Linked DNA regions of Mus musculus: region 1 is linked to region 2. The links are chromatin loops, found by intact Hi-C in ENCODE. Cell type or tissue: left cerebral cortex. All regions are shown on one strand. Each heading gives the region's core, and the rest is flanking DNA. Links, peaks and the distances in the headings are about the cores only. Region 1 has its middle 14 kb from the start of Dis3l. Region 2 overlaps Megf11 (multiple EGF-like-domains 11).

The links. A loop is a pair of places that touch in the nucleus more often than their neighbours do. Peaks named below come from ENCODE experiments on the same cell type or tissue, not always from the same donor. Only the 100,000 strongest peaks of a DNase experiment are listed, where the experiment ranks them.
Region 1: a loop joins it to region 2, with 2.4 times the contacts of the local background. A loop is called at or near these places in 1 of 42 quality-filtered maps.

What each region holds. Positions count from the first base shown.
Region 1 is chr9:64,346,374-64,363,647 of GRCm38, forward strand. No RefSeq gene overlaps it. Among named protein-coding and RNA genes, the nearest start is that of Dis3l, 14 kb to the left of the region's middle. In left cerebral cortex, for the core only: no CTCF peak of the experiment used is centred there; a DNase peak (open chromatin) is centred at 9,472.
Region 2 is chr9:64,494,213-64,509,561 of GRCm38, forward strand. Megf11 (multiple EGF-like-domains 11) reads left to right here. Exons shown (of 25, transcript NM_001134399.1): 2 at 7,311-7,411; 3 at 11,816-11,917; 4 at 14,496-14,596. The coding sequence starts at 7,317. Among named protein-coding and RNA genes, the nearest start is that of Megf11, 120 kb to the left of the region's middle. In left cerebral cortex, for the core only: a CTCF peak has its summit at 7,346; a DNase peak (open chromatin) is centred at 7,181; H3K27ac peaks cover 408 bases.

The DNA.
Region 1 (17,274 bases), core at 7,242-12,241, 150 kb before region 2:
TGTTTCAGATGTACTTTCAAACTGTTTGTGATCAAATATAGTCTTGCTTCAGATCACCCACCCATCAGCTTATAGCCGTTCTATTAGATGCTTTCCAGACTGGACACCCCCTCCCTCACCCCTCGCTCGCTCCTATTTTCTTATAAAATGTGTCCTACTGAGGGTTCAGGGCTGCTCCCACTTTCCCTTCCAGTCCTGCTGTGTCAGAGTTGGGTTGGAGGAGAGCCTAAGCCTGAGCTTGTAATAAAGAAACCCTAAGGCTATTACATCGGAGACGGTTCCTTGGTGGTTTTTTTTTTTTGTTGTTGTTTGTTTGTTTTTTTTTTGGGGGGGAGGGGTGTTCATGAACCCTTCCTGGCACATTTTGCTGTGAACCCTTCCCGGCACAACAGTTGGGTGTGGGATGGAGAAAGGCTCTCTATGCAGCCCAGGGCCTCCACATCTTAATCCCCCTGCTTCGGCTTCTAGGTGTGCAGCTTCATGCCCAGTTTGTAACTTCTGTGTTCTTGCATTTAGTCCTAAAAGCACCACCTTGACTTCTGTTCAAAAATATGTTTTCCAGGAAAAGAAATGACGTAGGAAGGACTGAATCAACCACCCAGGACACACAGCAAGAGAGTGGCAAAGTTGACTTTGGACCTAAGCAGAATGGCTACAGAATTCTTATAGCATTGACCCAGCCATATAGCCTTGTCCTTAGTAAACACAGACACTTGTAGGATTCAGGGTACATTCTGTATGGCTGGCCGCAGGAACCCAATGGCCTACAGAATTGGAAACCATGACTCAGTTAATGACCTCACCATTTACCTAACTTCTGGAGCTTTGGCACAGGAGGTTCTGGGTCATGATGCCAATGAATTAGTGGTTCTAAAGGTTCTGTGCGTGTCTACAATTACCCCATTAGCTGGAGTCAACTGCTCTCACTTGGACCCCATGGCAGTGGGGTGCAGTGCTTGCTAAGATCACTTTGCTACCTGTATTAAGGGAGATTTCATTTCCTATATGTTGAAGGTTAATATTAATCTTTGATTTGCCATTCAGAACATTCAAGGAACTCTAATAACACAGTTTGCAATGATTATTCTGAGATGTTCTGCTAACTTGCTCTAATTTTACACTTATAAGGGTCTCAGCCAAATTTCCACTGTACCTGCCAGTAACTCTAGTGTTCTACCACTAGGAGGTGCTGTTTCATCGATTTTTTTTTTTCCTTTTTCTTTTTTTTTTTTTTTCCAAACTAAGTGCCTCACTTGATCCCTTCCATGGGAATATCTGATAGTGAAAGCCTTGGCCTTTCACATACCACTCTTAAAATGTATCCAATTACTGGAGACAAAAAAGAAACAAGCAAACAGGTTAGTGTTTTAACAAAACCTTTGTTCAAGGAGCTCAAGGGTCTGGATACTTCCACATTAATTAGAAGCTAAGCTTCATTGATTAACACCAAAAAAAGAAAATAAATTCCTGAGTCTTGAGGCGGAGTAGAAGAAAATTCAGTCATCTGGCTCGCCAATTACAATTCAAAAATAGAAACATTGCTCTTGTGGTTTAATTTTTTTGATTGATTTTCTTTGATGAGATTAAGTTTTTGTCCATCTTGTAGGGATGTTTCAGCAGGTCTTGATAAATATTTTTTTTCCCGCTGGATAAATTCATCACACAGAGCTTTCCTGTTTACTCTGCTTTGTTACTGCACAGATCTGAGTTGGGGGTGGGCAAATCCCATTTTACATCTGTGTCAATAGACTAAGAGTTCTGAAATCAATAGAAATACAACAAAGTTTAAGGAGAAATGGGAAAGAAAACAAGGAATACTTGACCAGGATCCTGAACCTCCAGGTTTAGGATAAATTAAATAAGGAACATCTACTTATTTTCATTGCTTAATAAGTAAGGTAAAAGGCACGTGAAAGGGTACTTTTCTATCTGGTTAAAAAGCAAGAGAATACAGACAGAAACTAGAAATGGCACTTATTCCCAACTGTTTGCTTGTTTGCTTGCTTGTTTGTTTGTTTTCTGGGACAAAGCGTCTCTACCTGTTCTGGGGTGGCGTGAACTCCCAGCAATCCTTGCACCGCAGTCTCCCGAGCCCTGAGATTAAAGGCATAAGCCGTCACTCACTTGGGATCTAAGTTTTGTTTAAAAGGCCCTCCACACCACCACCGAGACTCTCATTTGAACAAGTAACTGGGATAAAGTGTGTCTACACCAAAGGGCCAGGAATCTTGGAAGGTCTTAGAATTCTGTCTACCAATTTTTTGTTTTTGTTTGTTTGTTGAGACAGGGTTTCTCTGTGGGACAACCCCTGCTGTCCTGGAACTCGATTTGTAGACCAGGTTGGCCTGGAACTCACAGCGATGCACCTGCCTCTGTCTACTGAGGGCTAGGACTAAAGGCATGCATCACCATGCCCAGCTACCAAGATGATTAAAAAAAAAAAAAAAAAAGAATCTCGGGCTACTGAGATGGCTCAGTGAGCAAAGGTTGCATGGCTCCAGCGCTGCGTCATCATCCTGAGCCCAGACTTCACGTTAGAGCCTTGCACAAAGCTGTCCCCTCCTCAACTGGGGGAGGGCAGCAAGGCCACACTTTATACTCCTACCCAACAGCCTCTCAGAAAGAGGAGGTGAGCTGCCAGGTGTGGTGGCCCATGCCTTTAATCCCAGCACTCAGGAGGCAGAGGCAGGCGGATTTCTGAGTTGGAAATAGCCTGGTCTACAAAGTGAGTTCCAGGACAGCCAGGGCTACACAGAGAAACCCTGTCTCGACAAAACCAAAAAAAAAAAAAAAAAAAAAAAAAAAAAAAAAAGAGGAGGTGAGCTATAGGACCCATTCTTAGGATCCCTGGGCTAGGTGAGAGGACTCCTGGCATCTCTTGAAAATCTGAATTGTGAATTTAAGATGTCAGCCCTCTCTGAGCCCTCCTTCACCTGGTGGCTTCTGTGAGCAAGCCTGACACAGTGGGCAGCTGGGCCCTGGGCAGCATGCCTCCTGTGCAGAGCTTTGATGGGCAGACTGTGAAGAGCTCATCTCTGTAGAGAGCTTGTATACACACACACACACATACACACACACACACACACACACACACACACACACACACACACACACACTTCAAGAGATATTAGAAGCCCCATGAGAGAACCAGCTTAGATTTTAGAAACCGTAAGAATCTTGTCTTGTTTACCATTTAGCTTTCAAGGCCTTATCTTTTGTGACTGGAAGGCATTTTGGTGCCCTTCCAGTCCCCTAACATTGTTCTTTAATTAGCTGGAGGCAGTACAGTGATCACAGAACACTTCCCTTTCTCTGAAGCTCCCAGCACCTGCCAATCCCTGATCCAGAAGCCAGAGGGAAGGGGAAGTCTTTGAGCCCTGGAACTGCAGTTATTCTCCGTGTATATAAAAGTGTAGACAGTAACCTGAAGCCGGCCTCTTCATTAGCGGATGCAGACTTACGGGCAACCCTACTTATTGGCTAATGCTGGCATGAGATTTATGATCCTGGTAACATGGAGTTTTTTGTCCATGGCCTGTTACATTCATCATCTGGCAGAAAAGTAAAAAGGAAAAACCAACTAAATAGGATATAGCTGATCAACACCAAGCAGGCCATGATAAACTACTCACAATACTTAAACTTCTTTTCCACAGTTATTTAATTTGTTAGCAGCTTTATGGACCACACAGTGCTCCCTTCAGAGGTACAGTTCAGGATTGGGGGTGTAGCTCAGTGGTAGAGCATGTGCTAGGCCCTGGGGTTAGTCCCCAACACCAAAATGGAATGAAATAAAAGTATGTATAATTGTAAATACACTCAACTAAATATAAACACAAATAACCACATTTATTTATTATAGTTATATACCTTCTATATTACCTATACAATTATAAACATACCCATAGTTATATATATAATTTATGGGTTATTATATTAACAGATATATTCAATTCTTCATAAATATGTTTAACGGCAAGTGTAACACACATTTTGGTCATCTGAAAAGTAAATCCCATTCTTTCAAAAAAATTACTTTTATTGATGTGTGTATGTGTGTGCCTATATATCTGTATGCATACCACATACGTGCAGAGCTTGTTGAAGGCAGATGTGGATGTCAGATCCCCTGTCAGGCTTGTCATGAGAGGCCTGGTGTGGGTGCTGGCAGCTGAACCTGGGTCTCTGGTAAACAGCAAGTACTCACAACTGCTGAGCCATCTCTCCAGCCCCACTCTTTGAGCTATCATCCCCCTGCCCCCTTTACTCAAGCACCCACAATTTTACTTTGTGAATTTATAACTGGCATATTGTGGAAGTACCTGCTTCTGTGTGACAGCCCTCCCTCCGGTTAGTGTAGACTTTCCTCCTCTTCAGCACTGGCTGTGAACCCCACAGGCACATGCATTCTAGGCACGTGCTCTGCCGCTAAGCCACACACCCATCTCCTAGCATAATGTTTTTAAGGTCTACCCATGTCATAGCGTATGGCATCGATTTTGTTTTAAAAGTTGTTGAATAGCATTTCATTTTATTGATAAACCATGCTTTATTAATTCACCACTGATGGATGTTTGGAAAAACTCACATCTCCACTATTATGCGAAATACTAATATAAGCATTTTTGTGATAATTTGGGGGTGGACAAATTTTGAATTCTACTTGATTTTATAATATTTTGTTTTTGAAAGAGCTCTTGCTTTAGAGAGATCCTGGCTGGCCTAAACCTCTACGTAGCCCAAGCTTGCCTAGAACATGTGGTGATCTTCCTGCCCCTGACTCCAGAGTACTGAGTTTACAGGGGTGCACCACTGTGCTGTTTTCTATTGGAAATATATGTATAAGTGGAATTGCTTTGGCAGATGGAAATTTCTCTTATTTTAAAAGAACAGAAAGGACTGGAGAGATGGCTCAGGGGTCAAATGCACTTGCTGCTCTTGCAGAGAACCTGGGTTCAGTTCCTAGCATGTTCACAACCATCTGTACATAACTCCACCACCACAGAATCTATCGCCCTCTTCTGGCCTCCACAGGTACTGCATATATATGATGGTCAAAACACTCATACATATAAAATACATACATTAAAAAAAAGAGCAGGAACACGTGCATGTGAGATATGTATTATATATTATAATTCAATGTGGTTGTCTGGGATGCGCTACAGTAACAAAACCCCTCAGATTTTTGTGGCTTCAGCAACATGGGAAGATTCCTCAACCAAACCATGGGTCCCCTTAGTCTATCTGTCATGCTCACCAAGAGAGCTGGCAAATGTGACTCCCTCTGGATTTCAGGGGGAAGTGAACAAAGCAGGTGGGATACTTATTCTTGCAGTGCTGAAGGACACCACTGACCTCTTTCCATACATCACTAGTCAAAGCACTTACTCGGTCACATTCAGTTCTGAGAGCAGAAAGTGGAAAGCCAGACATGGTGGAAAAATGACAACCTTAAGTAGATCTGTATGTGCATGTCCAAACATATATATGTTTATCCACATATCCACAACGACTTCAACTGTAGCAAAAGGAAGAGGGCCAACTCCAGCTTGTTGCAATATTGTTTCCTCGATGTGTTTAAAATCTGTGAAACCAATGGAAAAGCACACTCACAGTACATTGTGTCATCAGTGAGAAGGAAAAGGCAGATCTTGTTGAGATGTGTACTCCAGACATAGTTTACTTCAAGAAGAACAAACTGGGCCTGAAGAGATGGCTCAGAGGTTAGGAGAGCACGCTGCTCTTCCAGACGACTGGAGTTCAGTTCTCAGCACCTAATCTGGGCAAAGAGAAACTTCCCGTAACTCCAACCCCAGAAGATCTAGTACTTTCTGTCCTCTTTGGGCATCCGTACAAACACAAACATACTTTTAAAGAATTAAAAAGGAGCCATGCATTGAGGGCAGGGATTAGTCTGTGATAGTTATTTGTTGGCATGCTTGTGAGGGACCTTGTAGATCAGGTTCCCTGGGGCGACATGACCTACCTTCCCTCTGAGCAGCACCATTCTGTGGGCTGGGGCCTGGGCTGGAAAAAAAGAAAGTGAGCGAGTACGGTCACCCATTGTCCTCTGCTCCTTAATTCAGCTGCACTGTGACCAGCCACCTCACGCTCTGACACCATGGCTTCCCTGCCATGAAGGACAACACCTTTGAGCTGGGAGCTCAGATAAACCCGTTCTCACTTAGCTTGCTTTTTTCCTCTGTCTTCGATCCCAACTTCAGGAAGGTAGGTAGACCCCAATCTGTCCCCTTGTGTCACATTGTACTGCTTCACCTCAGGCTAGAGACAGGGTCAGCCAACCATGGACTGAAACCATGAGCCCAAATTTGTTGTTATCTGAGTCATTTCTCCTGGGGCTTTGTCACAGTGATGAAAAGCTGACTGTCACAAATGTTTGTGTGTTGTTTGGGTTTGCTTCCTAGGACTGCTGTGTCAAACTACCACACACTTTGGAAAACAGAATTATTCTGTCATGGTTTTGGTGGCCAGAAAGCCAAAGTCTAGCAGGACTCTCTCCGAAGACTGCATCCACAGAGCGGCTTGTCTGACCTGCAGGGCCAGTGGGAGGGGAAGTTCCAGGAGTGGCTGCACTGAGGAGGAATGGAGGGGATTACTCAGATACCTCCCCCAGCACAGGAGGAACTCAGACTGAACTCTCCTTGAGGCCAAACATGGACCTCAGGGAAAGTCCACGGACAACTCTCAAAGGACGAGGTGGGAACAACATACTGAAAAGGTGGAGCTTGTCTGTGGAGCTCCGAGAACGACAAGTGTCCCAAAGAGTCTGTGAGTGTAATTCAGAATTCTGATACCGAGCGCTGAAGGCAGGGCTTAGTCTGGAAAGAGCTTGCCTTGCAAACCCAAGGACCTGAGTTCGATCCCTAGAAACCGTGTAGAAAACAACCTGTGTATGCTGGTCATCTCAGAGGTAGGAAGACAAAGAAAGAGCCACATTTCTGGTGCTCGCTGGCCTAGTTGGCTAATGAGAGGCCTTGCCTCAAAATATGACAGTCAAGATTGTCCTCTGACCTCAAGAGGTACACATACATGTACCGTACCCATACACATGTGTGCACCCACTGCCCACCCACGAAGGACAGGGGTGGGGGAGGAGATTTTGGGCACCAAGCCAAGATATAATCTCCTCAATTGAACTATTACAAGTCTGGCCCGTGGTCCCTCCATTTAATTAGGTTAAGAGTCCAAGTGTCAGGATGCCAGGCAGCAATTCCAGCTGAGCCTTGGGTGGCCTCATGGAGGGTCAGCTTGGCCAGTACTCTTAGCCTAGTGCTATGCTGGATCACCAGGATGGTAGCAGAGGTTTAGGACCTAAACAGTCAGTAAAGGGCATTACGTAGTCAGTGATTCAAATCCCTCAGGGTAACGAGTCAGTGGTACCACTGGCCCTGGATGACAGACAAGCCTTCAAAGGATGCAGGCAAGCCATCAGTGGATAAGGTAGTTCTAAGATCCAGGGGCTGCTCCGGAGGCCCTCAGCCACCCGTAAGCAATCCATATGAACTTTGATGAATAATAATTGGCTCAGGCCCCACATGTTCAGTTACAGGGTAACCCATAACTATCTCAGTTCCTGCTGATGGGTTGTGAGTAGTTCAAACCCTAGAGGACCAGTGAGCAACTTAAGACCTGGGCAACAGCACCAACAATTAGCCCAAGTGTGCTGCTATCCAAAGGGCCAGTAGAGAGGGTCCCTTGCCACTTCTAGCTGCGAAGGCTGCCAGGACTCTTCCACTGAAGCCACACCAGTCTCATAGTCACAGTGCATCCTCCTCTTCTGTGTGTCTTTTGCCCGTGTGTTTCCGTGTGTGTGTGTGTGTGTGTGTGTGTGTGTGTGTGTATGTGTGTGTGTGTGTGTGCGCGCACGTGTGCGAGTGTATGTGTGTATACACAAATACACTTGTGCATAGGTACAGAGGTCAGCGCAGTATGTGGCGTGGCTTCCCCTATCACATTCCACTGTATTCCTTGGAGACAGGGTCTCTCACTGAACTGTTTGTTCACCATGCCTTGGCTAGGTCGGCTGGCCAGAAAGCCCCTGCGGTGTGCCTGCCTATCTTACTGTCTAGTGCTGGGTTTACAGGCATTTGTCCACACTTAGTTTTTACATGGGTGCTTGGGACTTGAACTCAGGTCATCAGGCTTATGCAGCAAGCATGTTCTTTATCTGCTGAGCCATCTCTCCAGCTCATATGTCTTTTTTTTTTTTTTTTTTTTTTTTTAAAGAAAGACGTTCCCCTTGCAATTTGAACCTGCCAGGACATCTTGCATAATCTCTTCATCTCAACAGCCTTAACTTAATTGTATCTGCCAAGACCCTTGTTTAAATTAAGGCATGTCCACAGATTCCAGAGATAAGGACAGGGACACATACACATGAGGTATCATTTAATCTACTGTGCCTGAATAATGAAAAAAAAAGTGTGAAAAATAGAAAAATAAGTCAATAGCAATGATTACTTTTGGGGGAATTTAAAAATTGCTATAGTGAACCCATATCATATTTATAATCAGATATAACAGAGCTGAGCATGGTGGTATATGCCTGTGATTCCAGCATTCAGGAGGTAAATGCAGGAAGATTTTAAGTCTAGGACCTCCTGGGCTTCATAGCAAGATTAACGTTAGCTTTGACAGCATGGTAGACCCCCATTTGAAAAAAATCACTACCAACAACTAATCAAAAACTATGGAGCAACAATAGCAAAGCAAGAATTAAGCTAAGACTACAACAAAAGCAAGACATGGGGTGTCCTAATTTCCTCTGCAAACCCCAAACACCTACACAGATCACAAAGTTAATGGAGAGGGCTGCAGAGGGGGCTCAGTTGGTAAAGTGTTTGTCACAAGCATGAAGGTGTGGGTTCAGATCCCTAGCACGCCGGACATCTCAGCTCTGGGAAGGTGGAGACAGGATTCCTGTGGATGCCCGGCCATTCATCCAGCAAGCTCCAGGTTTGATGAGCGACCTAGTCTCAAACAATAAGGAACATGTGTGATGTAGCAGGCCACAGAGGGCTCAGCAGTTAAGAGAACTTGCTGCTTTTGCAAAGGACCTAGGTTTGGTTCCTAGCTCCGACTGGATGGCCTACAATCATTTATCCCTCCAGTTCCAGGGAGTCTGATGTCCTCCTCTAACCAGGTATGTACACAGCATACATACATACATGTACTCAGACTCATAAAAATAAATAAATATAAAAATGATTTAAAAAATAAAGAGACTGAGGAGGACACTGAACTGTGACGTCTTGGCCTCCACACGCAGAGCTTCTGTCCTCAAAGTCAGCTCCGGAACCAGCCGGGGATAGCTTCAGAGCCGGCCACCCTTTGTCAGCTTTGGGTTTTTAGTGCCACAGAGACATGAAGCTTCTCTGTGCAAAGAAGAGCCTTGTCCTGGGACGAGTGCCCAGGATGAGCCACCCACTTCCCCAGAAGTGAGGAAACACTTCTCTGGTGTTGACTTACCTAAATAAAAATACTTTCTCTCCCAACCAGTAACCTCACTGAGCATGCGTGCTGAGTCTTGTTCATCAGCAGTGTTTTGAAAAATGCTTGCAATTTTCACATACAGATTTGGGTTTTGGCTTTTTCTGGTTGGCACATTTGGCCTGTTGTCTTGTGGAAGCCATTTAACTAGAGACTGGAGGGTGACTGACCCTACAGGAAGGCTATGTGCAACGCAGCGTCTGTCTTTCTCCATCTTCCCATGCCATCCCCTCTTCTGCCTTTGCACCGCACCTCGGCCACTGAAGACATTTGTGCAGAGTTTGCAAACTCCAATGAAGATTGCTTCTTTGCATTAGAGTACAGCATTTCGTGGGTTAAGTGGGTGCTTGTTGGGAACCTAAATACTCTTGCTTCCAGGAAAAATACACATTCAAAGTTTCAAATGGCTTACAAACGAACCTGCAGCCTGCAACCTGTTCGTAAATCGGTGGCTCTTCTAACAGTCATGTTTTATAGTCTGCCTAAACAAGTAATGGAAGACGCATATCCACGTATGCACTTAGAGCAGAAATTCAATTCCACGGGCTACTGGGGAAAGAAGCTTCCAAATCCCGCCAGGGCTTATTAAGTTGTCTCTGTCTGTGTGCGGGGACGTGCGTGTGTCCTCGTGGGGCTGGGGACATGCTTCTACTCCATTAGGACTCGAGACTGTCGTAGTGCCAGTGGTAGGGATTCATGTCATGAGCCGAAGTTACCCTCAACCTTATTGGGTTAGAAGCTGGCAACTTTGCAAAATTTCTTTGCTGGGTTGACCCGTGGCAGGTGTTTCTGGTGAGGCTCTTGAATTTTTAATCTGAGTTGAGTGGTGGAGGTCAGAGGGCACAGAACACTTGCTTGCCTTGGGTTTAGAGGATGTTGTCTTAACTGAGTCTTGAGGCTTCGTAGAAGTCAGTGAAGAATATTCTTAGCTTGGCCTAGAGGTGCGTTCCTCTGATCCCAGCTCTTAAGAAGTAGAGACAGGACAGGAATTGGCTACATAGTAACGTCAAGAACTGGGGGTCTTTAAAAATCAACCAATCAATTAATCAAGCAAGCAAGCAAGCAAGCAAGCAAGCAAGCAAGCAAGCAAGCAATAAAACCAACCAGCCAGCAGTGGTTTTAACCTTTAAGCACTGGGGAAGCAGAGGCAGGCAGAGATCTGTGAATTCAAGGCCAGTTTAGTTTACATAGTTCTAGGACAGCCAAGTGTGTTACCCAAAGAAACCCTGTCTTGGGGGGAGGGATTAATTAATTAATAATTAAAAAAAAAGCACAGGGCAGAGCTATGCTTTAGCAGGTAAAGGCCCTCGTCAAATCTGACCATCTGAGTTCAGTCTCCTAGGAACCATGGGGCGAAGGGAAGAACAGACTCGAGTAATTATCTTCTGACCTCCATATGTGTGCCATGGTGTACCCTGTACGCCCAAAATACATGTATACAAAACAGGTAATTTTCTTCCCCAGGCTTTCTCCTAACTGGAAAACTGTTTAGGGCTCTAGGATAGGACACACAAATTATCATGTGGAGATCCATCAGTTAAGGGCTTGCCATGCAAGCTGGAGGACTGGAGTTAGGATTCTAAGATCAGAAACAAAAGCCAAGTGGGGTAGCACACACCCACCCCAGCACTGGTTTGGGGACATAGGAACAAGCAGATCCCAGGCTCTTGCTGTCCTGCCAGTCTCTGAAACAGTTACGTTTCAGGTGCAATGAGAGATTCTGTTTCAAAACACACACACATACACGCCCAAGCGCATGCATGGCTGAACACATGCCAGTCATTCGGACAGTGCCTGCACATGAAGACTGCATGGACACAGAGAGTATTTAAGGAGTACAAGGTATGCAGAGAAAAGGTGTTCAGTGGTGGCGCCACACAGTGTAAGGGGTTACAGTAGGGTGAAGTCATTGCCAGCTTATGGCAGGGACTCTAAGTGTACTGTCTGTGTACTTTAGGTGCCTGATGGCTGAGCAACAGAGGTCATGGCTGACCGGAGTCTAGGCAAAGCAGTGAGGAGATACCAGCAGTCACGTGGCCGTGGAAACGGGAAACGTGGCTCGGGCTATGACAGAATGCAGCCCAGGAAGTACAAGGCAGGGTGGGGAGGGTCTTCAGAGTCAGCACACCAAGTCCGGGGTTGATTTTGGGGAGTGGAGAGCCCTAGGAAGGATACCCATTTATCTGGAGGAAAGGACGGGTTTATATTGGCTCACAGTTTGGGGGCGTCAATCTGCTATGGTGGGAAAGAAAGGGGGAACAGAATAGCTCACATCACAGCAGCAGCCAGGAAGCAGAGGAAAAGGGGAATAAGGGGCAGAACCAGGGCACGAGCTAGACCCTGAAGCACACACTCCCAGCAGCCTCCATGCTTCATCTCCAAACAGGCCCCACCTCTGACTTTATCAACGTTCAATAGTGCCCTTATGTTATGGCTCCATCAAGGGACTACTGCATTGGCTGGGACAGAGTCCTCAGGAGCCTACTGCTTCTCCAAATCCCACCAGGTGTCAGTTACACTGGACATACCTGAGCCCACTGGGGAGACTCCTTGTTCAAGCCATAATGATCCCTCTTTTGGTGCCCAGAAGACTCAAAGCCAAATCACCTCCATGGTCTTAGCAATTCCAACGTGACTCAAAAGCCCAGCGTCTCCTCTAAGATACCAGGGGTCCTGGTTGTTTTTGTTTTGTGTTGCCAACGTGACAGAAATTAAAGTTATCTGAAAAGAGAGAAACACACTGAGGGAAAAAAATGTCTTTGTGGGCAAGCCTGTGGGGCATTTTCTTATTTAGTGATTGATATGGGAGGCATTGTGGACAGTGCCATCCTTGAGCAGGTGGTCCTGGTTGGAATAAGAAAGCAACAGCCTGGTGTGGTGGTATACACCCTTAACTCCAGCACCTGGGAGGCAGGGGCAGGGGCAGGGGCAGGGGCAGGGGCAGGGGCAGGGGCAGGTGGATCTCTGAGTTTGAGGTCAGCTTGGTCTACAGATCAGGTCCAGGACAGTCAAGGCTACACAGAGAAACCAAGCCTCAAGGGGAGTTGGGTGGGGAAAAGCAAGCTGAACAAGCCACAAGGAGCAAGTCAACAAGAATTGCTTATCCATAGCCTCTGGATCAGCTCCTGTCTCCAGGTTCCTGCCTTGAGTCCCTACCCTGACTTCCCTGCAGGGTGGCCTACAGGCTGTAAAATGAAATAATCCCTGTGTCCCTTGCTTTGGGTCATGATGCTTTGTCACAGCAATAAAAAACTTTTAAGACACCAAGCAAACTCTAAGGCCTGTAAAACAAACAAACAAACAAACAACAACAAAAAACAAAAACCAATCCGAAGTTACAGGGCTGGGGGCATAGTTCAATTGGTAGAGTGCTTGTCTCACATATTTAGAGCCCTGTGGTTGAGCCTTAGCACTGCCTAAGCCAGGTGTGGTGGTGTGTGACCATAATTCCATCACTTTGGAGGAGGAGGCAGGAGAGTCAGGAGTTCAAGGTCATCCTTGGCTACATAGTTATTTGGAGGCCAGTCTTGGCTACATTCAATCTTGTCTCAAAAAGCAAAACAACAGACAAGCAAGCAAACAAAATCCCCACAAAACAACAAAAACCTTGAGTTACATGTCTCCAACATATGTTGGTTCAGATGAACCATCCCTCATTCCAAATGGAAGAATAAGAGAACAGCAAGAAAGGGCCAGAGCAAGACCAAATCCCGTAGCTCCATGTCTGGCCTCTGGGGTGTGTGGGAGCATGTTGTGCGCTCCCCAAGGGATGGATTACTGCAGCTCTGTGACTCTGCCAGTGCAGCCTATGTGGCCTTTCTCTTGACCTCCTGGCCAGGGGGAAGGTATGATCCAAACGATGTATTAGAGGATCAGTCTGTAGGTCACATCGTGGTGACTTGGACAGATGAAAGAAACTATGAAGACAGAATGGTCCAAGGAGCTTGAAATGAAGGAGAGGTGGAGGTGAGGAGGGTAGAAAGGGCAGGAGAGGACCGAACAGGACACAGTAGGGATGGGTACATGGCACAGTGTAGGGATGGCTCAGACACTTGCACAGTGTGGCACCAATGGCCGACAGAGTCAAGATGAGAAGACTGGGCTGAGTCCAGTCTAAGGCCCTCAGAGACCCTGCTTCTCAGTAGCCATCTCTTACTCAGGCCCTGAGGACCCAGTGCCAGCGGGTAACAGAACCGATAAGATATCAACTCCCTTGGCAGACTCCTATGGCTTCTCCAACCGCCAGTTACTGTCTCGGGTCCCCAAGACCGCCCTAGGTGAGCAGGTGCTTTGTGCCTTGATGATCGGAAGGATGCACAGAAGTGTTTACCCCTTGTTTCCAGCCTTGGGCTGACCTGGCTCTCTGAATTTTTTCAAAATTTTTATATTTACTTATTTAGGGGCACGGAGCATATACACACACGTGTAGAGACCAGGGGACAGTTCTTTGTTGGAGGAGTCGACTCTCTCCTTCCACCATGTGGGTTCTGCCGAGTGAACTCAGATGATCAGTCTTCGCTGCGGGTGCCTTTCCCCAGTGGGTCAGCTGGATGGATTCTCAACCTTAGTCTGACTTCCGCATCCTCTGTTTACATCCCCCCCACTGTCACAAGGCCCTCCTTAGGCTCTGTGGACCTTTGACCTCCATGGCGGACCCCTTAGTGGAGCTCAAGGGCACATGAAATGCTAATGATCTTAAGGGAAGCATCTGCACCGAGACTGTTCAGTTTCTGTGAGTACACACTAATTACTGCAATTCTTTCTCCAGAATGAAGGGGGAAACAAACTGGTGCTCTGGCACCCAGGATTATACCTAAGATTGTTCTAGGAAGCTCATCTTTTCAAGAAAAAAAAAAAAAAGAACCCAAACAAACAAACAAACAAACAAAAAAACAAACCCCAAACCCAAATTTTTTGTTGTTTTGTTTTTCAAGACAGAGTTTCTTTCTGTAGGCCTGGCTGTATTCAAACTTTCTCTGTAGATCAGACTGGAAAACAATTAAAAAAACTGATTTCTTTTTAGATTTCTTTTGATTATTTTCTGTGTATGAGTGTTTTAACTATATGTAGGTCTGTGCACCGCATGTATGCCTGAGGAAGTGGTGAGCTATGTGGGTGTTGGGAATCAAACTTAGGTCCTTTGCAACAAGTTCTCTTAACTACTGAGCCAAATTCATAGGGATAAATTCAAATTCATAATGTATGGATTTGAATTGAATGTATAAACTCACCCAGACAAACACAAGTACTACCCAGTGTTGAGTTAAAACCCATGACTCTGGGATTAAGAGTCCCATGCTTAGCCGGGCGGTGGTGGCGCACGCCTTTAATCCCAGCACTTGGGAGGCAGAGGCAGGCGGATTTCTGAGTTCGAGGCCAGCCTGGTCTACAGAGTGAGTTCCAGGCAAAAAGAGTCCCATGCTCTACTGACTGAGCTAGCCAGGCAGCTGCACAAGACCTTTAGATCCCATGAGGAACAGGCTTTCTGGGGACATGGTTCTGGCTCCATTTTATCCTTACCCTTTGCCCTCTTTGGCTCTCTTTCCCTCTGCCCTTTATCTGCCCTTCACTTCAATCCCCATCACCTTCCTTTGCCCCACTACCAGACTGCATTTGATATTCATTGCAGAAGAATTAGCGGGCTCGATTTGCAGTATCCAGCTGAAGCTGGTGACCAGTGCAAAAGCTGGAATATATCACCCGGACTCTTTCAGGGAGCATCGGAGATGCCAGTCTTAGCAGCCTCATTTTAAGAACTATTTATATTCACAAAAGTCCATAATAGCATTTTTATTGTGTATGCCTCTGATTTGGGTGCAACCCCCTCCCCCGTGCGGGTTTCTTATTATCATTCAACACTGACTACAGCCTTACATGATAATAAAAACAGAAGTACTCTTTGAAAGCCAAGACTGTTTCTGTCCTTAGAGTACTCTGCTCCTCTGTCTGCAGGGGGTGGGTGAGTGTCTAAGCGGCTGCCCTCCCCTCTCTTAGAACCCCAGGTTACATCTGCACAAGCATTACATGGTTGGTTTTGTTTTTTTAATTCTTCTGCAGGGAATAAATTGAATACTGCCTAGATTTGGTGTGTGGGTGTCTTTCAGATGAGACCTTAAGACGCAAAGGCTCTCTGTGGCCAGTGGGACTAGAGTCCTTGTCTTACCTACCCTTCTTGCTCTGGCTTCTAGACCATTCCTGGACCCAGAAACATCGACCCAACCTTTTTTTTTTTTTTTTTTTTTTTTTTTTTTTTTTTTTTTTGAGACAGGGTTTCTCTGTGTAGCCCTGGTGATCCTAGAACTCACTCTGTAGACCAGGTTAGCCCCGAACACAGGGATCCATCTGCCTCTGCCTCCCAAGTGCTGGGATTAAAGGTTAAAGGTGTGTGCCACCATTGTCCAGGGAAATGTCTCCAATTTGAAGACTTGATGTCTGTTGGGTTTTTTGGGTCCCCACTGGGACCTGCTGTTCCTTTCCTTCTATGTTACAGTTGGTGTATTTTTACCCTTTAGCTTTCCCGTCTGGGGGAAAAAAACCCAACAACAAAACATTTTCCCTCTGAGCTTGCAAATATACATTTGTACCTGAATGACTCACCAACTTTAATGCCATGTGAATGGTTGACTGGCAAAAAGGGATGTGTTTTACAGCAGCTCTTGGTGATGTCTCATCTCTCCAGGCTGGTCCTACACAGAGCTGGAAGTCCTAGGTCTTGCCAGAAAGGGCGGATTATATGGGCCTTGCCCCATTCTTATTGCCCCTGCCCTTGCCTAGATAGTGGGTCTGTAATTGCTGTTACAGTAATGATATATCCTATCTGACATGCTACACCTTTTCAAGAGTGTGTTCTTCCTTTGTGATTGAGTTTTGCAAAAATGATGGCACAGGCAGCCAACTTATTACAGGCTGCCTTCACAGATAAAGACATGGACAAAGGCAGGTGAGGTGACTTGGCCAAGGGCTTTCAGTCAGATGGGCCTATGACTGGAAAGACATTTCAGGATTGCACCGTGTGTGGTTTCCTCACAGCTGAGGGCATGGGTAACGATCTTCAGAAAGCTGCTGTTACATCACGATTGTCACTTTGACCTTACAAGGCGGAGCAGGCGGCTGTCATTGATCTCATCTTCTAGGTCAGGAAGCAGAAGCCCAGAGAGGCTGAGTTTTAAGAAAGAAACCACAACAACAAAAAGAGACTCCTGCTCTCAAAATGGATTCCAGGTGGACCACTCCCATCACTAAACCCCGCTGTCCAGGAAGTTTGTTATATCTCCCCTGGGTTGCTAGAATGCTCTCCTGTGTGGCTAGTGGCTAAAGGAGGCCCATAAAGGACCAGTTCTCCCTAGAGTCAAGTCTTCACATGGTTTTTACCCCATTGAATTCTATGACTCATGACTATTATGGGATGGAGTCCTGAGCTTTCTCGTTCACCTATCAAGAAGGCTATGCACTTCCGGCAGCTGAAAGTTATTTAGATGAAGTCTAACTACTCTGCTAGAGATTCTAGGTGAAAAGACTACGTGAAGTTGTGTGTGATGGGCATGAATGTGCTTTATAATCCCAGCAGTTGGAAAGCTGAGGCAGGAGGACTGCACGTTCAAAAACAGCCTAAGTTTTTATGTACTGACTTCAAGGCTAGTATGGGATACTGTCTTAGGGTTTCATTGCTGTGAACAGACACCATGGTCAAGGCAACTCTTAGAAAGAAAACATTTAATTGGGGCTGGCTTACAGTTTCAGAGGTTCAGTCTGTTATCATCC
Region 2 (15,349 bases), core at 5,126-10,125:
CCTCATTCAAGACAAAGACATTTAACATGTCTGGGGAGAGGACTGTAAGGCCCTTTCTGATTTATCCTGAGGGACTGGGACCTCCACATTGGCACTGGGACTCTGCACTCCTGCAGTCAAGGGAACACTCTTTTGGAGGTTAAGAGATGTGGATTTAGTTAGTTAGCTAGCTAGCTAGTTAGTTTTGTATAGGGAGATTAGAAAGTGGTCAATATAAACCCTGTCCCTGGTGGGATAACTAGGGAGCAGGAGGCTTCAAGCCAAAGACAGAGACTCTTAGTGGTGGGCTGAGGAGGCTAACTGTGGTCCCTCCCTTCATCACGCTCATCAGACCCCAGCAAAGCTAGTAAACAGAGATGGGTCCGGGGATAGTGGACCAGCAAGGGGGGGGGGCAAGGAAGGGAATATGGTGGCTAGACTGGACAGTAACCTTGGTGTTGGCCTCCTGTGTGCAAACTTGGCTTTTCTGTTTTATTCAGAAAAATAACAGAAGTGTGTGTATGTCCTATAAATAGAAGATAGAGGTCTCTCTGCACCCACATGCTGAGAGAGATGTGAGGTGTGTGCACAATTAATCCCAGCTTCTGCTGTTCTTGGTCCTGAAAGTGCCTTTTCATGAGCCGCTCAGGATATTATTCGTCCTCATTTGCAGTGTGAGCTATTGAGCAGCCTTCAATGCCTGCCTTGTGTTGCATCCTTGGGCAGATGAGTGCTGGTGCTGATGGGGAGGCCCAGACCGAGGGCTCTGAGTCACACTCAGGATGTCACGGGTGCCCACTATGACGGATGCCAACAGCCTGGTGCCCCTGCGATGCAGTTCACTTGGCTCCATGTGCCGTGTGATCCCCTCCTCAAGGGATGAGTGGTGGTTTCTGTCAGGTGAGGCAGGTGAATTGCTTTTAAGGCTTGGGGTGAGTGGGGGCAGAGGCCAGCTGTAGAATCAGTTAGGAGGTTGACAGAGATGACAGAGTCCCTCTCAGTGCAGGTAGTGCTCTGTGTACCGGGAGCAGACGTGAAGGCAACAGATAGAAACACTGTCCCTGGGTGTTCTCCAGGTTTGTGGCAAGGGCAAGGGTATGTGGAAAGGTAAAAAAAAAGTGGTTTTTAAGGCCAGAGAAAATGGAGAGGCTGTGTCTGGGTGTTAGTTACAGAAGAGTAGCTTTGGACCAATGACATCTGTGGGGACCCCAAATATATGGGTCTGTATTTCCTATTTAAGGCCCATGACAGGCATCATTAGTCCTCACGAGTCACCTTCTTGTTAACATTAAGTGTCAGCTTGATGAAGTCTAGCACTATTTAAAAAGGGACTCTGAATAGAGTAATTGCATCTATCAGGTTGCTAATGGATATGGGACTCAGTCCACTGCGGGTGGCACCATTCCCTAAGTAGGTAGCCCTGGGCTGTATATGGAAGCTAGCTGGGCATGAGCTTCAGTAAGCCAGCAAGCAGCATTTCTTCAGGAATATATCCCCTCTTGTTCCTGTCATGACTTCTCTCAATGATAGGTTGTACCCTGGAAATGTAAGCAAAATTATTCTTTCTCTCCAAGGTACTTTTGGTTAGAGTGTTTTATTATAGTTAAAGATAGCAAACTAGGACATATGCTTCTCCCAGTTTCTCTGCATGGATTCCAAGTAGTCATTATACCCCATCCTCTTTGTTGTGGTAGAAGAACCTTTCCAAGGTCCACAAAACAGTGCTGGTGAGGTAGTTAAGTTGGTAGGGTCTCTAAGTGTACCAGAGACCATGGGTTCAATCGCGGTTACTGCCTAAACTAAGGTGATAGCACACAGTCCTATAGTCCCAGTCACGGTGGAAGCAGAAGTAGGAGGATCAGGAGTTTGAGGTCCATAAAACTGCACCTGACTGCTGGTTCCCTGATGCCAGTGCAAACTGGTTGAGAAGGAAGAACTCACTGGAAGGGGCACAGAGAGGAGGAGGTTCTGGGCCCATGGCTCTGGCTTCAGTGTATAAGATTTTAGCACCTTCAGGATAAGGCAGGTAGGGAGTGAAGCGGGAATTGGAGTTTTGCACAAGAATCACTTTATAACAACAGGTCCGAGGGCCATCTGTTTGTCTATCTGCCTTTGGTCCCAGTTTATGCACATTGGGTAAGAGAGCCCCTGGTGCCTGGCCAGGTGTGGGTATCATCAAGACGACAGGCTGGACACCACAAGTGCTGGCCTGAGTCAAGCTAACATCAAGTCAACATTGCCAAAGTTGGCTTAGTCTACATGGCCAACCCAGGCTAGATCGGGACTCCTAGGTAGGAAGGTCAATGTCTTGTTCTTGTTCTCTGTGTGTTTCTGTCTCTCTGTCTGTTTCTGTTTCTGTCTCTCTGTCTGTTTCTGTTTCTGTCTCTCTGTGTCTGTCTGTCTCTGTCTCTCTCTGTCTCTGTGTCTGTCTCTGTCCCTGTTTTTCTCTCTGTATCTTTCCTTCTCTCTGTCTCTCTGTCTCTGTCTGTGTCTGTCTCTCTGTCTCTGTCTGTCTGCCTCTGTCTCTCTTTCTCTGAGAGCTTCTAATATGTCAGGCTGACTTTGAACTCACCGTGTAGTTGATGACCTTGAACTTCTGATACTCTGTCTTTGCTTTCTGAATGCTGGGATTAGCACCACCATGCTCAATCTATGCAGTGCTGGGCACTAATCCTAGTGCTCCATACATGTTAAGCAGGCACTCTGCAGACTGTACCACATCCCCAGCCCAAGGTCATTGTTTCCTAAGATATCTGGTGGCAGCCTAGAGGAGTCAGAATAAATCAATACAAATGTGAAGGATGCACACTGGTGTGAACTAGGCCTCCTGGCAAACTTGACCTTGAATGAAAGAAACAAAGTATTTCACACTGGGCTCATGAGCAACTCTGCTCACCTGGCTGGCCAAGCTAGAAAGGTCTATCCTTAGGTCCTGTCAGAGCCTGAACTTTGTACTGATGCACCATGTACCAGGGCTAGTGAAGGTAAAGACAGAGCAGGCAGCAGAGACCAGACATTCCTCAGAGCCTTTGCAGGAAACGCTTCTGTAATGTTCTCAAAGGACTCTAATTTCCCACATAAGTTGTAAAACACCTCTTAATGTTTCCATTTGGCCACTGCAGGAGCTTCTCCCATCTGCTTCCTCCAGTGCTACCTGCCCACCTGGCCTCCACACCCCAGTGCAACCTTCCACAGCTGACCTCCACACCCCAGTGCCACCTGCCACACCTGGCCTCCACACCCCAGTACCACCTGCCACACCTGGCCTCCACACCCCAGTGCCACCTGCCACACCTGGCCTCCACACCCCAGTGCCACCTGCCACACCTGGCCTCCACACCCCAGTGCCACCTGCCACACCTGGCCTCCACACCCCAGTGCCACCTGCCACACCTGGCCTCCACACCCCAGTGCGAATCTACCTCCACTTTTGCATCTCTATCCATCCCTAGTCTGGTTTACTCCACCAGGGCTTTCCCAGCCCCCCACTTGCTGCTGTCAGTGGGTCTCAGTTATCCTGAGAGCTGTTTTGGGTTTTTCAGGCATAGGTAGGTGCTAGAAGGACTTCCTTTTACTCTAGCCATGGTGGGGGCGTGGACTGATTAGACCCCACTAGCAGGTGTGAGTCACCTCCCAGTCAACTCTCTGCCCCTCCATTCATCAGCTACAATGCCGCCTACCCTCTGAGGCAGGAAAAAGCCCCCTAACTCTGGAGCCTGGCTCCCCTCTCTGCTTCTTAGCATGCAGGGAGAGGGAGGAGACAGAGGGAAGAAGCCAGCTGACTTATTTACATGTCTCTCCCTCTGAAATGATCCTGGGGCGCTTTCTTATTTAATTATTAATGCCCTGGTGGTGCCTGATACGTTAACCTCTGTCACTCCAAATGGAGTCACCTAATAACCATGGTGGCAGGATTGATTTTCCCTTGGTCATCTCATAAGCATATGTCTTTGGTCTTTGTGCTCCCTGAGAGCCCCCAGGAAGTCCCACTAAAGTGATTGGGGAGGAGATGCCCTCACATGCTGACAGCTTCTTTCTGGTTGCTTTTCTGTCTTCTTAATTGAAGTGTCAGAGACTGGGTGATGCAGTTGTTTGGGAGTCAGTCCATGAAGCAGAGGTGTAGGGTCCCCACCATTGGTTGCTTCCAACATGTTGGAAAGATAAAGGAAGCGTGCTAGTAAGATGGCAGAGTAGGCAGGGTGACCACACTGGAGCATGGGGCCTTAGCTGTCACTGGCCGGGGCTCAAAGGGGATGTTTTCAGTGGTGCTGACCTTTGTCAGGCTCTGCTGGGTAGTAGTAGAAGCTATCTGACTGGGCAGAGTTGAAGACAAAGGACAGACTGAAGAGAGAGATGGAGCAGGGGTGAAGACGCCTAGCCTGATTAAAAAAAAAAAAGGTGTATGTATGTGTGTTCACATGTATGTGTGTATGTGTGTGATGTGTGTGTATGTTCACAAGTGTGTGTGTGTGTGTGTGTGTGTATGCGCGCGCGCGCGTGCGTGTGTGCACACGTGCATGCGGGTTCCTATACCCCTTTGTGTACAGAGGCCAGAAGAGGACACCAGGCATCCCTCTGCATCATTCTCCACCTTATTCTCTTGGTTCAGAGTCTCTCACTGAACCCAGAGCTAAACTGGCAGCCAGCGATCCTCAGCCCGTCTCCATCCCCCACAGAGGTTCGTGGTGTGCGCACAGTCATACCCAGTGCTTTGATACAAACTTAGGTCCTCGTGCTTCTGCAGCAAGAGCTCTTAGTCACTAAGCTGTATCCGAATCTTCTTGATTGATTGACTGACCTCCTGGTTGGTTGATTTCGATGCTGGAAGGGAGCTCAGGGCCTAGTACACACTATGCAACTGCTGTAGTACTGAGCCCCATCCACAGCCTAGGATACGATTCAGACTTGGCCAGGCTCCAGGAAAGACTGAATGGCAGAGGTTCTGAGAGGCTTTGCCAATTCCCCTGTAATGTTGGACGTCCTTCTCTCCCTCCCCCACTAGAACTGGGCATGGTCCCCGGTAAAGACTTGGTATCTTAGGCCTCAAACTGTCAGTCTAAACATCATTTCCTCCACTCCACCCATCTCTTCTAGAGTGCTCATTCAGACAACTGTCACCCTCTCTGCCATGGTCAGTCTCCAGTGATTCCTGCCAATAAGAGGTAAACGGTGCCATTCAGACCTGACTCAACAAGAAAGCTTTAGTTAAGACTTTTGTTGTTGTTGCTACTGCTGCTGTCGTTCTCGCAAGACAGGGTTTCTCTGTGTCATCCTGGCTGTCCTGTAACATTCTCTGAGATCTACCTGATTCTGCCTCCAAAGTCCTAGTTAAAAGGCATGTGCTACCATACCTGGCTTAGTGAAGACTTCTAAAGAGCTTGCCCATGATGGCTCTGATCCAAGTCGCCATCCCTCTTGTTATCATGGGTCCTTTGATAGATTCAAAGCCTACTAAATTTAAAAGTGCCATCTTAGGGCTACACAGGAAACAGGGACAAGACACGTTCTGCATTCAAGTCTTATTTGCCTTCCTGAGTTCTGTGTGTATCATTCCTTCCTTCCAGGGATACTCAATCGTCCCAGACCCCCACAGAAAAGATGTTCATGCCTTTTCTGGCTTTCCAACTCTTTCTGTCACTGGGTGCCCTTTTGAGTCTACTTGAATATCCTAGTGGAGGATGAAGTGGTTATGTGGATGCTGACAATGGCTGCTGCCTTCAAGCTGTGCTGTGTGGACTCCAGGTTGCGTGTGGCAGTTGCTGAGTCTCTGCTGCTAAACTTGGGAGGAGAGAAGGTGGGACCAGGAGAGTAGCTGCACCTCTTGGGCTTTGCCAGTTTAGAGAGAAGCAATGGAGCCACCCTTCCTCCCCCCCCCCGCCCCCCCCCAGGGATCTGTAAATGTCCTTGATCTCCAGCTAAATCTGCACTTAGCTGGGTGATTTCCAGAATGAATGTAGAAAGTACAGCCTCATTAGTCATTAATTTAGACCCCATGGTTACACAGGATTTGTGATGATTGGCTTGTTGCTGAAGGAGCTGCTTAAAAAAAGAATTTAACAAGGAAGTGAGGGAGGTGGGGGTCAAGCAGTTAAGCTTCCAGGAGAAAGGGGCCGCATGGAGGACTGGATCTCGGGATGTGTGCAGATATGTGCCTTTCCCGTTTGTCCTCCCAGGAGGGGAAATGGCCCTCATCTAAAATCTTAGGGCCTGTGGGCTAGATAACCAACCATTTCAAATCTGGGGAATGATTTCCAATGTCAAAATGTTTTCCTCAGCCCTGCTTAATGGAAAGTGTATTTCTTTTAGTGTCAGAAGTTGAAAAGAAAAGCTATTCTGGATTCATTAAAACCTTTAAATAAATCCCAATAGAACCTCTTCCATGAGTCATGGCATTGGGTCAGCTCACAAAGGACACTGGGACTCATGAGGTCCAGCTCCACAGGAAGTGTCCTCGCTGCTCTGTGTGTGTCCCCCGTGGTGGGGACATTTAGACTAGAAGCTGTTCTCTAAGGCTGTAGTGTAGGGTTATAAGGTCTTGGGGAGTAAGGTCAGTCAGTGACCACTAGCCACCCTCACATGGCTCACTCTCTAGCCTCCTTAAGAAGCTGTGTGTTGTGTCTCTCATTTAGAGATCAAGGTAGTTGGCACTGTGTATCTGTACTAAAAACGTGACATACAATGGTATTTCAGGAGCCTTGATAACCTGGGCATGCTGCTTCCTTAAAGCCCCGTTATCTGACTATCTCGGCTGGTCATCTCAGAGTGGGAATGGTATTTGGTGACCCCAGGGCACTGATATCCTGTAGGAGGAAAGAAGCAGGGGCCCAGAGTTCCAGAGTGTTTCAGAAAGCTGCCTGGGCTCAGTTCCCTGTGGGCTACACTGTCTGCTTCTCTTCCTCGGCATAGGAGGAGTAGGAGGCGATGGGATGACCCAGCCTTGCCAAAGATGAGGAGGAAGGAGATCTGGCCACTACAATGGCCAGATCTGGGTTTCTGTATCAAGGATAGATTTTTTGAGGATGGGGGGTGGGTGGGTGGAGGGATGCTCTGAATTCTGTGAAACTTTAGCCAATGCATTGCATTGCATGTGGGCCTCTTCCTGGAGCGATCTCAGATCCATGACTCAGACTCTTCAGTTACTCAGAGCTGTTGCCATGTTAGTCAACTCTGTAAGTGTGAAGTATCCAGTCTTGACTGCTGTGTGGCAGTTGTGGGAAACCTGCTCTGTTTAGTGCCCGTTCCCTCACTTTGAGGGAGGACCAAGTCTTAGCACCAAACAGATGCCGCAACCGAAGTCTGAGTAAGCCTGTCTTCTCTGTTCTCCCACACAGGCCCCGATGGCGCCGTCTGCGGTGGGCCTCCTTGTCTTCCTTCTGCAAGCTGCTCTTGCTCTGAACCCTGAAGACCCCAATGTGTGTAGCCACTGGGAGAGGTAAGGTGGGCAGCTCAGAGCTGCCACTCTCTGGAGGGCTCATTTTGTATGAGGCACTCTAGAGAACTACCAGAATCAGGAGAGGAAGCAGCTGGCTGTGAAGGTCCTGATGACCAATCAGTAAGGGGAGGCAGGACAGGGTAGCTCCAACTAGGACAAGGTAAAACAGTGTGGATTCCTGAGAGCCAGGACCACAGGGACATGTTGACTGTGGGTGACAGTCTCCTGTTGGACTGTCTTTCCCCTTCCTTCTTTACATCCCCACCCTGTACTAGAGACTTTTCTCATTGCTATGACAAGATATCTAAGAAATACAACTTAAGAAAGGAAGGGTTATTTCTACCCATAGCACCAGGATACAGTGCATCAGAGCAAGGAAAGGACAATTGCAGGAGTATGAGGTAGCTGGTAACATGTGGGAAGCAGAGAGAGAGAGAGATGACCATGTTCATCTCCCTTTCTTCTTCCTGTTCTGTCCAAGACCAGCCTGTGGAATGAAGTTTCTCACCCTTAGGCAGAGCTTCTAACCTCTGTTAACCCAGTCTAGAGATCCCCGCCCCTCCCCCAGGGTTTGCCTTCTAGGTGACTCTAGATCTGGTCAAGTTGGCAGTCAATTTCAATTATTGCATACCCATTTACAGATGAGGGAGTAGAGGCCCGGGGAGCTCTATCCTTGTCTACAGCCAGAGTGGCAGCCAGGGTGAGGAGGCATGCTTTGTGGTCCTAGATGTCTTGATTTTGGACTCTTGGGATGTCTGTCACAGTCTCCAAGGACTGACAGCAATGCAAGAGTAGATAGGTGGCTTGCTACAGGGAGGATGGGAAGGCCTCATCTGTTTTTGCTCTGATCAGGGCTAGCTCTGACAGGGTAGCTGGAGCACAGCAGAGAGCCTGCCTCAAACTGACTGCGGCAGCAAGTCCTAGAGTCTAGGCTAGGTCTCTGCAGATGGTCTGACTTTGAAGTACAAGGTTAAAGTATTGATTTTGGTGAGCAGAAAGACAATGACCAGAGACCCAATCAGGAAAAACCGAATTAAAGCCTGGAATTGATTGGCCATGCTGACCAGGATGGCTCTGCCACTTAGACACTAATAAATCAAATGAATAAAATTAAGATGAAGACCCAGTGGGGCAAGTGGATGGCGGAGGAGGAAAAGTAAGATGGGCCCTGGAGGATGGATGGCCAGCCCCTAGGCAGACAGAAGCATCTCACTGAGGCAGTGCACAGGGGTAGCAGAGACACTCATGGACCAAGAAGAATGGTTGGATGCAAAGGGACAGTGCTTACTCCAGTGTGTTGTCTGGTGACTGGATATCCCGTGTGAAGTTGTAATGACATCAAGGCTAAAGCAAAGAGTATTTCCTGGGAAAGAGTACTGGGAAAGGATGTAAAAGATCTGTGAAGACTTCAGGGCATCCCCTGGGCTTTCTGTTTGCTACCTGTACTTCTTGGGGAGTCTCTGAACTCTGAGCCCAGGGCCAGCTCCATCTGGATAGCAAGGAAAATAAACATCCTCACAGGCTTTGGGAGGATCGGGGCACACATTTCACAAATGTGCTTTGTAATCACCGTCTTCATATTGGCAATTCCAGCTCGGGGGTTATTATCAACTCAGTTGCACACTAAACTCACTAGGGGTGTGTGAATGCAGGCTTTGCAGCCCAGCCCAGAGACTCAGAATCAGTCTTATATCTTTTATGTTTTCCCTTTTCCTCCTGGTTGGTGAATCTCAGCTTCTGTTTCCCAGTGTTTAGAGAGCCTCAGTGATAGTTAGAACTCCTCATTAGTCTCTGGTTTGGGGCCTCCTTCTTCAGATAAGCCTGTCCATCATCCACCCAGGTAAGACTGATGTGGTAGCCAGGTTCTAGGGTTCCCGCTGCGTCTCTGGCCATCTGTGTCTTCTTCCAAGGCTCCAGTCTGGATTACTCTCTGTTACAGAGAGCCATTCCTTATGAAAGAACCTGCAATGAATCTATCTAAACTTGAAAGCAAACTCTACTTGTCTCACCTGCTCAACCTGAACAAGGCTGGAATGTGAAACTATCGGAAACGTGCTGACTCTTTGGTGGCTGCAGCTTTCAGCTCAGGTCACAGCCTGCCTGAGAGAACAGGGAGCCACACGGCCACGAAGCCCAGGTCTTTTCCCTCTACCCCTGGGAAGAAGGCCGTCTGCGATACCTGCATCCAGCAGCGTTCTTCCTTCTTGGAATTTCCAGCTCAGCTCCCCCGATACTGTGTTTAGATGTTTCTAGCCTGTGCCGTTCCAGAAACACACCCTGGTTCTCAGAGAGCACTTGGGGATACTTTTCCAGCTGGATGAGCCTAGTTAGTTATATCCCCCACCACAAAACGCAGGGTAGAGCCCCTGCTCCCATCCCCCCACCCCCAGGTAAATCCTGGAGCTACAAGATGGATCAGCACTCATTAGCATGTTGGCAAGTGAGCAATATTAAACCACCCAGCTATGGAAGCAGGGCACACACTTCAGGTTGGAGACTTGGCATTGGTACAAGGCCCTCTAGCTGGATTCACTCAGCCCAAGGATCCTACAAAGCTAGGTCCAACCCCATGACATCAATACCTTTGGGGCTGGTTCCTTGGCCTCAGTCAGTGCTGGAAGAGGAAGCTGAGGCTGCAAGCTCTTGGGCATTTATTCAGCAGCAGGATTCACTCCCTGTCCCCAACATGGAAAGGAGGAAGAATCGGTTCATGCCTAGCACAGGGGGAAAACCACTGCCTGTCATACTGATGAAGGTTAGCATCTATTAAGCACTTACTATGTAGTCTGTAAGCATTTTAAGTGGTTCCCCCCCCCGCCCCCCGCCACTTTCACCCTGAGAGGTGTATACTACTACCATTGTCTGTTGTTTCTCACGGTAATCCATGACATCCTTCATAGATGTCATAGATTTTCAATTGAGGACACAGAGGCTTATGGGAGCTCGGTGGCATGTTTAAGAACACACTACTGAGTGATAGGACACCACCCCCTCTACCCCCCTGCCCAGGCTCTGACTCATTTATCCCCCTTCCAAGAGATGGCCTTGCAAAATGCATTGTGGTGCTATTTTCAACTGAAGTCCTGCAGGAAGCAGGGATGGGTGCTGACCTGCCTGTTTCCTAAGGCCTGGCGATGAACAGGGGCATATGGGCCATGTCTGCATGTACTTGTATGTCTGGGCCACATCTTCCAGGTACCCACATTCAGGGTCATCTTTATCATCCTCAGTGTCAGACAGAACTCCCGCTTGCCTGGATCTCTGAGCACTGCCAAACCATTCCTGTCCTCCTTGCAGGAGTCCAGACCTTTTGCCTTACAGGCGTCGGGGAGCAGACTGTGGCCCCACAGCCCCCAGCCCCCTTGCAAATGAACCAACAGTTTCCTCAGGCAAAGCAGATGGGCTTTTACAGCCTGGGCCCGGCCATCTGGCCCCGGTCAGTGAGCCTTCTGGGGAAAACATGGAACACCAGCCTACATGACAATTAATTCCTGACACGCTCTCCAGCCTGCCCCGGAGGTGTGTGCCATGCGTCAGCAGCCAGGCATCAGTAGCACTGTTTCATGTCACCTGGCCAGGGTGACAAAGCAAATGCCTACTTTGGTGAAGCCCGGAACAGCTTTCCTGTGGCTTCCACCTGCTGGTCTAGGTTATGGCTAATAGGCAGGATGACAATGACTGCTTCCATTGGGAGGGCTGGAGACATCCTCTATGAAGCCCCAGCTATGCTAGAGATAGAATGGACCGGAAGGTCACTGGAAGGACTGGAGAGTTAGGCTGTGTGATGTTCTTTCCTTATCTGCAAAGTGAGATTAATTCTTCTACCTGCTTCATAAGATTGTCTGGGAACAGTCAGTCGGACCAGTGTTGACCTAGAAAACATTAGGGCCTGGTTTGATCTCCCAGAACCCACATTAAACAAACAAACAAGCTGGACACATGATGAGTGTTTGTAATCCCAGAGTGAGGGAGACAGAGACAGGTGGGTCCCCGAGACTCACTGTGGCTACCTAAGTCTCTTTGGCAAGTTCCCAGCCCAATAAGAGTCCCTGTCTCATAAAGCAAGGTGGCAGGCATCTGAGAGACCACAGTCAAGGTTGTCCTCAGCCTCCACACGCATGCACACAAGCAAGAACACCTGCATGCACATGTACTGCTCAGAGGCACATCCTCTAGCTAATTTCTAGATTCTGTCAGGTTGACAGTCAGTTAACTCTAACCAGCACAGATGTGGCCTAGGGTTATAGCTGAGATCCAGGGCAGGAGTTTGGGAGCTGGGAGGGAAGGTCAGAGCTGGATCCTGGTCTTGGGACTTGGGGCTGAGCAAGTCTGAGGAGGGAGGTGTGTCCCCGCATGGGCTTGGCCTTTGCTGACCATGGCTTCCATCTCTCGTCTGGTCTTCAGCTATGCCGTGACTGTGCAGGAGTCTTATGCACACCCCTTTGATCAGATCTACTACACACGATGTGCAGACATCCTCAACTGGTTCAAGTGTACCCGGCACCGGTAAGCACACCCCAGAGGACCGTGTAGGTGTAGAGGATAAGTGCCCAACTCTCTAGTTTGTTACTGAGAGAACTGTGAAGCCCGTGTTGTGTGCACTGTCCATACTGCATGCCCGGAACTCTTGAAGGCTGGTGGTGTGAGACTGTTAGCTGCTTTCTTCTGGTTGGAAGTGGTGGACTTCATGACCTATGGGCAAGAAACCCTCAACAAGCGACATGGAAAGTTGGTGGATGAGCACCCCGACTTCCTTATCAAGAGGAGAACACGAAGCTCTGAGGCATTTCTAGTCACTCCCTCATCGATCCTAGTGGAGAGAGCCCGAGTTGTGCACAATAGTCACCCACTTAGTGGTAACACACCCTGTGCTGCCTGCTCCACGCTCTCTTCTGACCTCTCCCAGTTTTGTCAGAGTTGCTGGCCTATGGCCATAGCCAGAGGCAGAGGCAGCAGTTGGCACTGGTCTAGCCCTGATCTCTTGTATTCTTGAGCCAGAACCGAGTTTGTTCCAAAGTGTGGCTCCATTGTCTTGGGAGGCTACACAGCCTTCCATTACCCTGGGGCCGGGTGAATGAGAGGCTGCTTATTAAAATAGGCTGTGTTCCTGGAACGTGAGTAATTTTGCTAAATTATTGAGTCTCTGTGGAGCTTTCTTGATGACCTGGAGTGTGCATGCTGACAGCGGCACCATCCGTCTCTGGGCTGTAGTAGCTTGGTCCAGCATCCTCCCCAGAGCAGCCTGGCCCCAGGGACTACCTGTCCAGCTCCCTACAATGGGGGCACACAAGGCTAGGGGAGTCAGGAGCAATGGCGGTCCCTCTCCTGTGATGTATCAGCGTGTAAGTTTTCTCTCCCTCCCTATCTGAAGACTTGGGAGTCTTCCCGTGTAGCAGGGACTTCCCATGGCCCAGTGACTTCTGTGTCAACTATGAATCATTTTTTATCTGAGAGCTACATACACACACACACACACACTTCCAGGCCAGGGCCTGCTTTCCTGTGTGTGGGAAGTAGCTTCTTGTGAGGCCAGCTTACCCATTACAGGCTTTTGACAAAGTAGAATGACCTTAGCTTAACGCATTCCCAAATATCACAGATTTCCCATGAGGCCATCATTGTCGTTTGTCATGAGGTGAGAATTTTAAAGATTTGAGAGGGTTGTCCAGACTGCGGCTGAAGGACTAGCCTCCCAACCCAGCCCAGGATTCCGTGTGAAGCAGGCTGAAAGGACTCCAGCCTTTCTATTCTCCACAGAGGAGGAGACAAGGGCAGCCCTGTGGTATGTAGAGGAACAGAAAGGGCTCTGCCTTCAAGGTCCTTGTCGTTTCTTCTGTTTCTAATGGCCATCTTGGATCTGCGGCACTGCCAGTGACGGGGGCTTTTCTTATCAATGCCCCCTTTGACTCCTCCTAAAGTCTCAGTCCTCACACCAGCCCCTCCTGCCTTACTCTTTCAGAAATGCTCTGAAAGGCCAGAGAGCCACCAGAGAGAACTGGTACCAGGCATTAGGGTAGGACCTGGTAGCTTTGCAATTTGACTGATCTGGGTTTGAATTCTGTTTCTGGCAATCCTGTTCTTGGGGTAATGCATTTTTTATTAGCCTATATGAATTGTACAAAATAACAGGTCTTATGATGACATTTTCATATAGGAGTCTAATATACCTTGATCATAGTCCTCCCCACCCCCCATTTCCCCTTCTTGTCTGACCCTGACATTTATTAGCTGTGTGACCGAAAGCAAGTCATTAACCTCTCTGAGTATCAATTTCTCATCCATAAAGCTGTGGGTAGTGGGTGGCGGGGAACATAAAATAAGAATGGAAGCTCTAAAAGACAAATGAAAGGAATGGGATTAACGGAGCGTGATAGTGGGGCGTGACGACGGCCCTGCCCGCCTCGGGAGGCTACTGGGAAAATCTTGCCTATACATTTCTGGCCCAGACCCAAGTCTCAAAGATTTTGTCTCCATAAGGACTAGAACCCAAGTCTCTCTCTGGCTCTCAGAGCCCAGCAGGACTCCAGCTTCTTCCTCTGCAGCCTGAGGGCAGGATTAGAGCTTGCCAGGGAACAGCACGCCCTCTGCAGGAGGCTTGAGGAAGTTCATATGCAAAACACAATCAGATCCAATGAGTCCTCTTGCAGCCTTTCCAACTCAGGGATCAGGCCGACACCCAGGCATAAGCTGGCAGTTGGTACCAAAGCTGTCAGAGCTCCATTCTTATCCATGTCCCTAAGGTTCTCCTGAGTCCAGGACCTGGTTTGTTAAGGACCCTAGAGGACGCTCACCCCTGTGGCCCTCTACAATGTCACCCCAGCATCCTTCTCGGCAGCCCTTGTATCTGGGAAAGATTGGGAAGTCAGCAGGTTTCCCCAGCACTGCTTGGGTAATACATTCTGCACCACGGCGGCCTACATCCCGTCATCGATTTTTCTTTATTGCGTTCTTTCATATTCGAAGCTGCCATGCATTTTAAAGTAATTATTGAATGGCATCCTCGATAGAGCTTAACACAAATATCATTCTAAACGGGATGGATTGATTTTCAATCCTTTCAAGTGGCTCTCTCCCTCGTGCCTAGGATCAGCTATAAGACCGCGTATAGGCGCGGCCTCCGGACCATGTACCGGCGGAGGTCCCAATGCTGCCCTGGCTACTATGAGAACGGAGACTTCTGCATTCGTAAGTAGGGGCCTTGTGGAGATGGGAAGGGAGTCGGGGGGGGGGCGCCCTGCAGCCTACCCCAGGGCTTTGGAAATCCTTGCATGCTATCAGTGCTTAGAAGGGACTCTACTCTTGGTATACAACATGGTTTTGGCCTCAAATGAACCAACCTTCTACCATCACCAGGAGAGATGGAAGCAGACAATTCTAGATCCTGAAAGGGAGTAGTGGAGAAGTGGATCCTTCTGAAATGGACTCAGTGAAGGAGAGAAGGAATTCCAAGTGCCTGGTGCAGGCCTGAGCTGTCTGAACGCATGAAAGACCTTCGCTGGAGGGGTGGAGATGATGGATGGGAGGGTGGAAGGGTGGATGGATGGAAGCAGAAGAGGGAGGAGGGAAGGCAGGAGACTGCATAGCTGGATGGACAAACCACAGCTCCTATGAGGGGGGTGGTGGCCTGAGTAGGTCAGAACATAAGGAGTGGTTCCAGGAGATAGAGGGACTACCGAGGGGAAAGAGTCATGAAAGATAAGTACCACTTTTCCTTGTTTGATTATAGCTGTTAGAGAACAGAAGGAATAGTGCTAGCAGAAAATAAGAGCTGCGTTGCTGATGGTCACAAGTTCCCGGATAGGGGACACCCAAACATGAGGGCTCTGACTCCGGCTTGCTGGCCATGTGGCTCTGGGATGATGACCATGAGTCTCTTAGAGCCACATCTGACCAGTGGAATGGGACACGAAGGACTCTCCAGGAAGAATTTATTTGGAT